2 separate regions of the Homo sapiens genome follow, and region 2 is linked to region 1. A link is a loop called in an ENCODE intact Hi-C map of the cell type or tissue named here. Cell type or tissue: CD14-positive monocyte. All regions are shown on one strand. Links, peaks and the distances in the headings refer to the core of each region. The heading gives the core; the rest is flanking DNA. Region 1 overlaps FOXP1 (forkhead box P1). Region 2 overlaps FOXP1 (forkhead box P1).

Region 1 (5,376 bases), core at 101-5,100:
ATAATATAAAACTTTTTTCAGCTGCCTCTTGTGAAATTTTGTTCCATATTTTAGATTAGAGACCTAGCTTAGCAGTGCCTTTAGTAAGGGTAAATAACTTTGCAAATCATGGCACAACTCCCTAGGTGGGACTGTACTATGGATCAGTCATTCTCATGGAAGTAGAAGGTAGCTTTAACCCCTACGGGACATACATGTGGAAATGTCTGGAGACAGTCTTGGTTGTCACTGTCATGGGCAGGAATGAATGGCAGAGGCAAGGATGCTGCTACACATCCCACCGTGCACAGCACAGACCCCACAACAAAGAACTTTCTGGCCCCAAATGTCAACAGCGCTGAAGTTAGCAGCTCTGCTCCAGATTGGCCTAGCAGTTCAGGCATCTTGTTTGTTTTGCTCTTCCTTTTACCCATGCCTGTGAGCAGGCAGTGGAGTGAGTAGTCACTAACATGTCAGGCCCTGTGCTAAATGCTCTAGGAGAATGATCCTACGATGCCCCCGGCGTCACTAACAGGGAACCATTTGGAGAGGTTGAGGAATGTGTCCAAAGTCAGTACCACTGGTGGAATTTTAAATCAGTCCTAAAGACCTCCAGGGTGGTGTTCTTACCTCTGCTTCGTAAACCCTCAAGTTCTCAAACTCATTCTGGCTTGTGGGCAGCAAGCCAGGGCACCAGTGCTCAACAAGACACGCTATAGAGAACACTGGCACTGGGAACTGTTAGCCAAGTCCCTTCCCACTGAGGCCCTTCAACATCTTGGCAGCCTATCAACCCCACTCAGACTGCAGAAGAATGTTTGGATTCGAGGGGAAATTGGGGAAAAATTATTTTCTAGATTTTATAAAGGTTACTGTCATTTGCACATAATAAATCTCTGTTCTGCCTGATGTTATTTGCATGAAGAGGGCTTCACCCACTACGTTCTTAACGATATCTTCACCAGAACCTTCCCATTCAGAAGTCATGCCTACACAACTTTGAGAATTCCCAAGCACTAAACATCTCAGGAGCTGAACCATCTAGGGAACTCATATTCATGCCTCAAAGCCCTGTTCAGACTTGGTGCCCCACTTTTGTGGAGCTTGACCATATATGTCCCAGATGCCCCAGTTGTTCATTCCTTCTGCATAGCTCCATACTGTAACACCCTGACATTGTACGCATACTTCTCTACATTAACCATTAGCCAACCAGACTGAGTTGCTTGACACAGGGACTAAGGACACGTCTTTGTATAGGTTTTGCATATTACAACAGGCCAACTACAGCACCTGTCAGAAATGGCTGAAGACCTTAAAAAGCCAAAAAAAAAAAAAAACCACATTCAGAGATCAACTAAAACACACAAGGAGACACCCACAGGAGGACACTGGTGATTTCCTCTGAATCTTGAGAACGTCCAGCTGATTTTAGTGAAATTATTCATGCAAGTCTCGCGCAGTGAGTTGGGTGCTGGGATGTCTGGAGAAAGCTACATGGGCACGGAGGTCCTCTCTGTCGTCAGTATCATCCTGCACCAAACTAGCCGCGGCCCCAGTAATAATGCCACAGAGAAGCTTCCTCCATTCCATGGTCTTGGTTTTTTCTTTTGTTTTTGTTTTTTTGACAACAATCACAGTCACTCCCACGTCTGGATTTGTCAAAAGCCCAGGCCTGCTCCATCAGGAAAACCAGGGAGAAGGGGATTGCAGGCGGAGTTGCCTGCTCAAAAAAATGAAAGCATGCAGATTGTCAGGCCCCACTTGGGACTTAATCTGAATCTCTGAGGGTGGGGCTCCAGCACCTGCAGTTTTTATTTAAATCTTTTTTTATTTTTTTTTTATTTTTTTGAGACATAGTCTCGCTCTGTCACCCAGGCTGGGCTGGAGTGCAGTGGCGCGATCTCAGCTAACTGCAACCTCTGCCTCCTGGGTTCAAGAGGTTCTCCTTCCTCAGCCTCCTGAGTAGTTGGGATTACAGGCATGTACCACCACACCTGGCTAATTTTTTTGTATTTCTGGTAGAGATGGGGTTTCACCATATTGGCCAGACTGGTCTTGAACTCCTGACCTCAGGTGATCCACCCGCCTCGGCCTCCCAAAGTGCTGGAATCACAGGCGTGAGCCACCACGCCCGGCCCTTATTTTGTTTTTAACTGACACACAATAATTGTATGTATTCATGGGGTACTGTGTGATGTTTTGATACATGTATATTTGGTGTCATGATAAAATCAGAGTAATTAGCTTATCCATCACCTCGAACATTCATCATTTCTTTGTAATGAGAACATTCAAAATACTTTCTTCTAGCTCTTTTGAAATATACAATACTTTATTGTTAATGACAGTCGCCCTACTGTGAACAGGACATGGGCACGTATTCCGCCTATCTAACCGTAACTCTGGGTTCACGTCTGTCGGTCTAACAAGCCCTCCAGGTGACCCTGATGCACACTCGAGTTGGAAAGCCACTGCCTTCTCTCCATGCTTCTCAACAGTCATGACCATCAGAATCGCCTATAGGGCTGGTTAAAACACAGACTGCCAGCCCTCATGCCAGATTTTCTGATTCTGCCACTCTCCCTCCAACAGGGCCCCAGAACCTGCATCCCTAGCAAGCTGCCAAGTGACCTGCTCTAGGGATTTCTGAAACTAAAGAAGGGAGCTGAGTCTCATTTTGTATCCTTTTGTCATTTTTTTCTCACTTGTATATACTTTTAAATAAAGAATGGAGGCTATTTCTCAGCTGATGAGAAAATTCTATAGTATTGTAGGGTGGCCTTATGATGATCCAAGAATATACCAAAATAACCTCTTCAACAGAATACTATTTCCCCTTTTACCCTTCTCTCCCAATATTCTATGAGACCCCCAAAGGCAAAAAGCACCCCACATTTTGGACCAGCAGCTTGGCACTCAGCCTCCTTCAGAGGGGCTTCACCAGCCAGCCCCAGCCCAACTGGTTTCTACCTAAATACTCACTCCCTATGCACTATAGCTACTGACTTTGCCTCAAAGTGATTTCTCTCTCAAACGCCTAGTACATCAACGTCAATTGGCACTGGTTTCTGTTAACGAACAGACTGGCCTGCGCCAACCACAGCTTACCACACGTGTACTCGGCCTACTTCCCTATTTTCAATGCCTAATGATTTTTGCTGCGCCTGAACACATCTGGAGGGAGCCAGGCCCACTGGCTGCCTCTCGTCCCACTCCAGGCCCTCCTACAAAGGTGCACTCAGCAAACCCTCCAAGTACAGACAGGTTCTACAATGTTGCTCCAAGTCAGAGAGGAGGCCTCAAACAATCAAGGATTTTTTTTTTTTTTTTGGAGAAATGATCAAACCCGGGGGTGGGGACAGAACTTCCTGCAAGAAACCGCATCCTGAACAAGCATCACCACGACTCACTGTAAATAAATACTCTCTCCTTGCAGCACTTCCGTCAACTGTCAGGGCCCTGGCTCCAATCGCCTTTCAAGTCCAAACAGGAAAGGGGAGAAAAGAGAGTGAGATGGCAGATAGGAGGTTTAATTTGCTTCTTGCTGCAGTTTTCATTGGTGGGGCGCTTCCAATTCAGCAGGCCTGCCAGCTGCCTGGAATTGCTCCTGGACCCCACTTTTTCCTGTTAACCTTCATAATTGTATTATTACGGGCCAGCCCACAACTGGCCTACCCAAGGCTCAGAGGAGTGCGGCTTCTTCCCTACATCAGATAAGAAGCCAAAATCAAACAGGCCTGCTGCAGACAGAAAGGCAACTGATGTTTGCGAGGGATGCTCTGTACATGCCTCTGCTGTGACTTAACCCAAGGGATTGGGGGGAGTGGGGATGGCCATGGGGACTGGAGGGTAGAGGGTTCAAGAAGGAAATAAGTCAGTGACCTCAATTTTCTGGAAAACGAATGTGAAGGATATCCTTTTCAAAGTGCACAATGTGGCCGGGCAGGGGAAGATGTGCAAGGGAGATCTTTCATTTCAATAACAGCAATAGCAAGTACTTCTGGAGTGCAGACCACGTGGCAGGCATGACATAAATAGCTTCAACATACCTTTAGTCCTTAGTGTTCTCCATGGTACCTGTGAGGGAAGAGCCATAACCCCCATTTTACCAATGAGGAGGCCAAGTGTGGGAGGGCTACAGAAACACAGGCTGCTTCACAAACCGTAAGTGGCAAAAGCAGGAATTCAAACTCAGTTTTGCCTAAATCAGGGCTGCTGTGAACAGCTGGGAAGGAGGTGTACTGCACAACTGAAACGAGTGCCACACACATCTCCAGCAATGTAAATGGCAGCTCAGCAGTGTTTTGCCTGAACCGGAATGGGGCTGATGCTGAAGTCCACATTTTAACCATGGAATATACTGCCTCCCAAAGGTTCTGGAAAATAAAAATGAGCTCTGTCCAGAGCTTCTCAAGAAGTTCTAAGATTCTAAGGTAGTATGAACTCCATGGCTTTCAACCAAGTCAATTTGCCCTATATAAAGGGCCTTTCTTTGTTGAATTCCCTATAATTCAAATTTCCCATTTGTTTCTGTGTTATGTATGCCCCAAGTCTGTTTTTACACAGTATTGAAATTAACAATGCCTGGCATATTAATAATAGATATAAATATCTATCAATAGATATTTATACCTTTTTTTTTTTTTTTGAGATGGAGTTTCACTCTTGTTGCCCAGGCTGGAGTGCAGTGGCGCAATCTCAGCTCACTGCAACCCCCGCCTCCTGGGTTCAAGTGATTCTCCTGCCTCGGCCTCCCAAGTAGCTGCGGATTACAGGCACGTGACCCAACCCCAGCTAATTTTGTATTTTTAGTAGAGATGGGGTTTCACCATATTGGCCAGTCTGGTCTCAAACTCCTGCCGTCAGGTGATCCGCCCACCTTGGCCTCCCAAAGTGCTGGGAATTACAGGTGTGAGCCACCGTGCCCGGCCTATGTGTGTCTTTTAACACATACAAGTATCTATTGAAAACAACTCATAGGTGAGTGAGTGAGTGAGTGAGTGAGTGAGTGAGTGAGTGAGTGAGTGAATGAATTCAGGCATTCAATGTGTCATCACGATGGCCAAAGCAGAAGACAGTTCTTGCCCTTCTCTGAGAAGCCTGGGCCTCATGGAGAAATGGGTGCTCTGCCATCTTGCTAAGACTGGCTTCCATAAAAGCTGCTGTCACTTGTGGGCACCCTTGATTTTTTTTAATATAACTATGAAAATTCAGGCTCGGGCACAGTGGTGGTAGCAGCTCTGGTTGCAGATGGAGGTAATATAATATGTTGTTGGCAGCCCAGGAGGAAACAGGGAGGGTAATAAGCAGAGAAAAAGCATGTTCAAGAATGAAGGAGTGGGTGAAACCTCGTAAACTCTTCGCAGACAAGACATGCCCCCTGGAGCCTCTGCC
Region 2 (5,376 bases), core at 179-5,178, 100 kb after region 1:
TGCAAGATTTCTATTTAATATGCAATTCCATAATAAATAGCTATAATATAAATTTAACCTATATATATCGTTTTCGCAATAGGTAGGAACCAAAAGTAAAAGTCTGAAGAACCTACAACCCAAATATGATGTAAGCCAGCTTAAGATTTTGGAAAATATTACATTCCTAGAAAACAGATTTTTAAGCTATTGCCATGTCCCTTTTGTTGCTGCATATTTAAAAGTAATCACACTCTCCCTGGTTTTCACTGTTTTATTCATCTTAAGCTCCTCTACCAGTGAACCATGGGCACAGGTTTCCAGAAATCACTTTAAATGTTGCATATATCCTGGCAAAAGTCCAAAATTCTAGCCAACATCAGTATTTTCGAGTTAACCTTAATCAACTCTATTGCCTTTCAAAAGTGGAGACAATGCACTTGACCCTTGTTCCATGGAGTATGTGTGTGTGGCTTTTCCCCAGGAGGGGTCATGGATTTGCATTAATCCATACAACACCTTCCCCCACCCACCTCCCCACACTCCAACATCCAACTGCAGACATTCACAAGCCAGCTGGCGAGGGTTAGTGGTCGGTGGCCAGGTAAGAGAGTGAAGGTAACTGGTCCACAAGAGGCAGGAATTCCCACTTTGGCCTCATTAGCAGCAGGGCCAAGCAGCCAAGGCTAAAGTTAACATTCACGAAATACACCTGGCTAATCTTGTAAAGAATAAAGATTTGCTCATTAACTGAGCTTAGAGAAAGGTGTGACCCACAAAACCGAAGAGCTATTTTCAGGTCCTTAATGGTCCAAATTTCGTGATCAAGTTACAAATTCCATGTGGTTCTTCATAAGGTCCCTTTAAGAAACTTTTCGATGATGGAACAGTGGAGCCTCTGGCCATGTCATTCATATACACACAGAGATGCACAAACACCTACCCACCACTTCTATGATGCAGGGTTGAATAAAGCTTAATGGAAGTTAACCTTCTAGCCTGGGTGCAAGATACCCAACCACCGAGATGCTGTTCATCAGGTACCCCAATGCAGCGAAGCACACCTCCAAAGCCTTGCTGAATGGCACTAGCACCAGTGCCACTCCTTGCTCATTTCTAAGAGGCTCCTGGACAGTGAAGTCAGGGAGCTGCCTAGCCTCTGCAGCCCACTCTAAACGGACGATGATTTGCTGATGGTGATTTCTCCTGCAAGGACTACCCAGAGCCACTAATGGAGGCAAGCGCTGGCTTGTTGCTTGAGCTTTCATCTGAAAATAAAACTGAAGGGTCAATTTTCATCATGAGCTTGAGAAAAGAAGGAAATTGCAAAGAAAGGAAGGGGAGAGAGACAGAGACACAGAGAGGAAGAGAGAAAGGAAGGAAGGCAATTGCTTGCTACGAAGACAAAACAAATTGTGAAATCTAGAAATAAATACTCAGGGCTGAATTCTAACACAACTGTCACTGCTGTCAGTTTTAGGAAATAAAACTCTTATGAAATACAAAAAGGTTCAAGGGGGAATTCAATCTATCTGAGTTTTACATAAACTAAAAATTACAGGTTTCTGAAACAGTTGGGATTAGCATTCTTCTTAGGTAGTTTAGGAAAGGTTACCCTTTCCTCCCCTTCATTTTAACACTGTGAGGGGTCTGCCTGCCTACCAAAATGCAACCAGTGCAGCCCCAACCACCAGATCAAGGAACAAACAGTGCAGGACTAGACAGCAGGTTTGTGGAAACCCAGCAAGAACGCTCTTCTTTGAGGAAAGGAGGGCTTGGCAGGTAAACAACCATATCAGGCCTTATCCAAAAAGAAGGTAGAGGTGGGGCCTCTAGGGCGAGGCCCAGATGGTCTCCACGGATTGCTGTGCTCCTTTGGGCCCCGTTTGACCTCTTTTTAAAGGGCTCTGAATACCACTAGGGAACCAATGTCACCCAGCAAGGGCCACTCAGAGCCACACTTAAGGGGCAATGCATGTATTTTCTTCCTTCTATGACATTAGAAGGCAACTTGCTGTTCTTGGGGCCCAAGGCAGAGAAGAATGTGAACACACAAAGTTCTTGTAGAGAATTAGTCCTGGCACAATTACCTAATGGCCTCTTCAACCAAACACCTGGTTGGCTACTTATCAGTAGCAACCCTATAAGCAACCCATTCCAGCAAGGTCCAGAGAGAAGAGAGGACAGCTGTGACTATTCAATCCTTTGGTGGTCATCATCACCTCCCATATTTATGAGGCCTTTTGGCCACAATGGTCTGAGCTCTTGTTGTGTACATCTTTATTAGTTGGAAGAAAAGGTCTAAGGTTTCTTTCCCAACTCAGAGAAGTCCTCTTAAACCAAACTGACTTAGCCAGCCCCAGGTCAGTACAAACAGTCAATTTCATAAGAGGACAAAGGGCTTTGGAAAAGAAGTGAACAGAGAGAGAGGATGAGGCAATCTGCAGTTCCTCTTTGGCTGGGGCCTCTCAATGGGGCCTCATTCTTTGTCTCAAAGATAGACAGGAATTCCAGCATGGACAACACCCCCAAGTTTAAATATACCTTTGAAAATGTGGGTGACTGGCAGATTATTGTAAACCACTGATCATCACCATTAATGTGGGTGTTTTAAAAAGTTGGCCCTATGAATGGAGGTTGAATGCAAGATCCAGCTCTAGTTTAAAACTAAACACACACATACACAAATACACACACACACAAATAGCGTAAGTTTATATGTTGGTTATTTTTCTCCCAAACAGCCTCATAACAGTCTAGCATAATTCAACGTATTTCCTGTCCCCCTTCCTCAACTGTTTTTGTTTTTGTTTTTATTTTAAGACAGGGTCTTGTACCGTCACCCAGGCTGGAGTGCAGTGGCACTCTCACGGCTTGATGCAACCTCAACCGTCAGGACTCAAGCAATCCTCCTGCCTCAGCCTCCCAAGTACTATAGGTGTGAGCCACCACACCCAGCTAATTGTTGTATTTTTGGTAGAGATGGGGTTTCACCATGTTGCCCAGGCTGGTCTCAAACTCCTGAGCTCAGACACTCCTCCTGCCTTGGCCTTCCAAGGTGCTGAGATTACAGGTGTGAGTCACCGCACACAACCCCATTTCTTTTTTATTTATTCCTTCCTCTCTATTCCCCAGCCCCCTGAAACCAGACTTGGCCTTTACCCCCCCAAAAGAAATGAGATGAAGTCAAAATAAAAAGACAAAGCTAATACTAATAAGAATCACTAATATTTCATCAGCATGTGCTATGTAAAAAGTAGTCAGCATTTTGTTTATACTGTATTGACTCATTTAGTCAAAGCAGGACCATGATGAGGTAAATATTGCCATTTTACAGATTTAGGAACTAAGGCGGTGTGTTTAAATAACATATCCAAGGTTAATAAGAGGCAGAGCTGGGATTCAAACTCAGGAACGTTAACCACTGCACAACACTGCCTCAAAGGTGTATTAACCCAAAGAAGTTAATTGTTGACTTCTGAGCTGCTAAGGGCCCACCAGTTGGTTATATATTGGGTTTTCAAGGTTAATATTAACTTAATGAGACTTATGCACTGACTCTATATATGATGCAACTCAACTCTTAGCAACATACTGAGCATACACCACTTAGAACTAACACAACCGAAAGAATGATAAATTAAATAACCTTCTCCCCTACCTAGTGTTTCTTTCATGGCAACAGTTCAGTCGCTGGGGTTTTCCCTCATCTCTAACTTCTCTACTGAGTAAAGGCACATGTTTTTAGACTCCAAAATACATATACTTTATTATTTAAAAAAATTTTTTGAGATGGAGTCACACTCTGTTGCCCAGGCTGGAATACAGTGGCACAATCTCGGCTCACTGCAACCTCCACCTCCCAGGTTCAAGCGATTCTCCTGCCTCAGCCTCCCAGGCAGCTGGGATCACAGGCATACACCATCACACCTGGATAATTTTTGTGTTTTTAGTAGAGATGGGATTTCACCATGTTGCACAGGCTGGTCTTGAACTTCTGGCCTCAGGCGATCCACCCACCTAGGCCTCCCAAAGTACTGGGATTACAGGCATGAGCCACCACACCTAGCCCAAAACATATATATTTTAATAAAACATATCTCAAATATTTCAGTTCACAGGTTAGATATAATGGGAACAAAACTGTCTCAATTTCAACTGTAACATCAAATCATCACATGAACTGAGACTTGCTGAAAGCCCTTGAGGATGGAAGAAATGGTAAATTATATTACAGAATACTCTAATGCTGGGAGTAAAAAAAAAAAAAAAAAAAAAAAAAACGCTCTCTGGTAAACTTTTAATTTTTTTAGGCCTCTTTATATTTAGAACATGCCTTTCTAAAATTTGAAGCTAAGCATATGTCAAAAAATTTTTTTTCAAAGAACCTTATTTTTAAAACTATAACTACAAATGTCAGACAAGTTCATTGTATAAAAGTACTGCAAACAGTATAGCATAAATAAATCAAAAGCAAGTGTGTGCCCCACTCACCCTCCCGCCTCCAGCCCTAACACAGTTTATTCTTCAGAAGTAGCCACATCATTGGAGTTGGCGATGGTACAAAGCGGGGAGAGGAGGAAGCCTGTGGAGACTTAGCTCTCTCATCTCCATGATCCCCACCTGCCCCCAAGTAAAACGATTATAAATCACATAGCAAAGCTGGTTGAGAGCACAAACCCTTCAACAAAACCACGTAGGTCTCAATCCTACCTATTCCACTTATCCGCTGTTGACCGTGAGCTAATATGTTATATAACCGCTCCGTGCCTCAGTTTCCACATCTGCAAAATGAGGATAACAGGAGTTCTTATCTCACTGAGGCCTGGTGACAGATAAATTACACAAACTAATATTTATAAAAACAATTAAAATCATACTGCCACAGAAGTTTTATTTAGTTATCTATTGAATATATTTTTAAACTAAATTAACATCCAGTGAATAGAAAGCAAAGCCATGGAAGCATGTGCTGAAAGTGACCAATTTAACTTGTAAAGAAAAGAAAACTACTGGAAAAAGAAGAAAATAGATTATGTTTCAATAAACCCATAAGGATACCACTTATGTGAACAAAGCCTCCATTTTTATTAATTCAACTTGGTTTGTGGTTCAAACCCTTAAGATCAGTCCATTAGACACCAGCTCATATATTCGGGTAAAAAAAGAGAATTTCTTTAGCTATTTACATTTATCATATTTATACCACTCCGCAGCATACAGCTGAGGTAAAAAGCAGCAGGCTTGCCATGCCATTGCCGCTTCCGAGAGGCCCCCTTCAAACAGAAGGCACTCTCTGCGGCTCCTCCTCAGACACGATGAAGCCGCCATTGTTGCCAGGGTTTCCTTCCAGACTTCACGGAGTTGGGTTTCACTTAGGAGACAAATTATATAACT

Evidence for each region. Hi-C counts contacts between places; a loop is a spot of excess contacts. Peaks named below come from ENCODE experiments on the same cell type or tissue, not always from the same donor. Only the 100,000 strongest peaks of a DNase experiment are listed, where the experiment ranks them.
Region 2: it touches region 1 in a loop (2.7-fold over the local background); 4 of 110 quality-filtered maps call a loop at or near these places.

The regions. Positions count from the first base shown.
Region 1 is chr3:71,441,075-71,446,450 of GRCh38, forward strand. The region is part of intron 3 of FOXP1 (forkhead box P1); the gene reads right to left. Among named protein-coding and RNA genes, the nearest start is that of MIR1284, 98 kb to the right of the region's middle. RefSeq lists enhancers at 2,792-2,901, 3,292-3,431. In CD14-positive monocyte, for the core only: no CTCF peak of the experiment used is centred there; DNase peaks (open chromatin) are centred at 3,087 and 3,407; H3K4me3 peaks cover 3,134 bases; H3K27ac peaks cover 4,884 bases.
Region 2 is chr3:71,545,625-71,551,000 of GRCh38, forward strand. The region is part of intron 2 of FOXP1 (forkhead box P1); the gene reads right to left. Among named protein-coding and RNA genes, the nearest start is that of MIR1284, 6.2 kb to the left of the region's middle. In CD14-positive monocyte, for the core only: no CTCF peak of the experiment used is centred there; DNase peaks (open chromatin) are centred at 1,407 and 2,397; H3K4me3 peaks cover 2,928 bases; H3K27ac peaks cover 4,549 bases.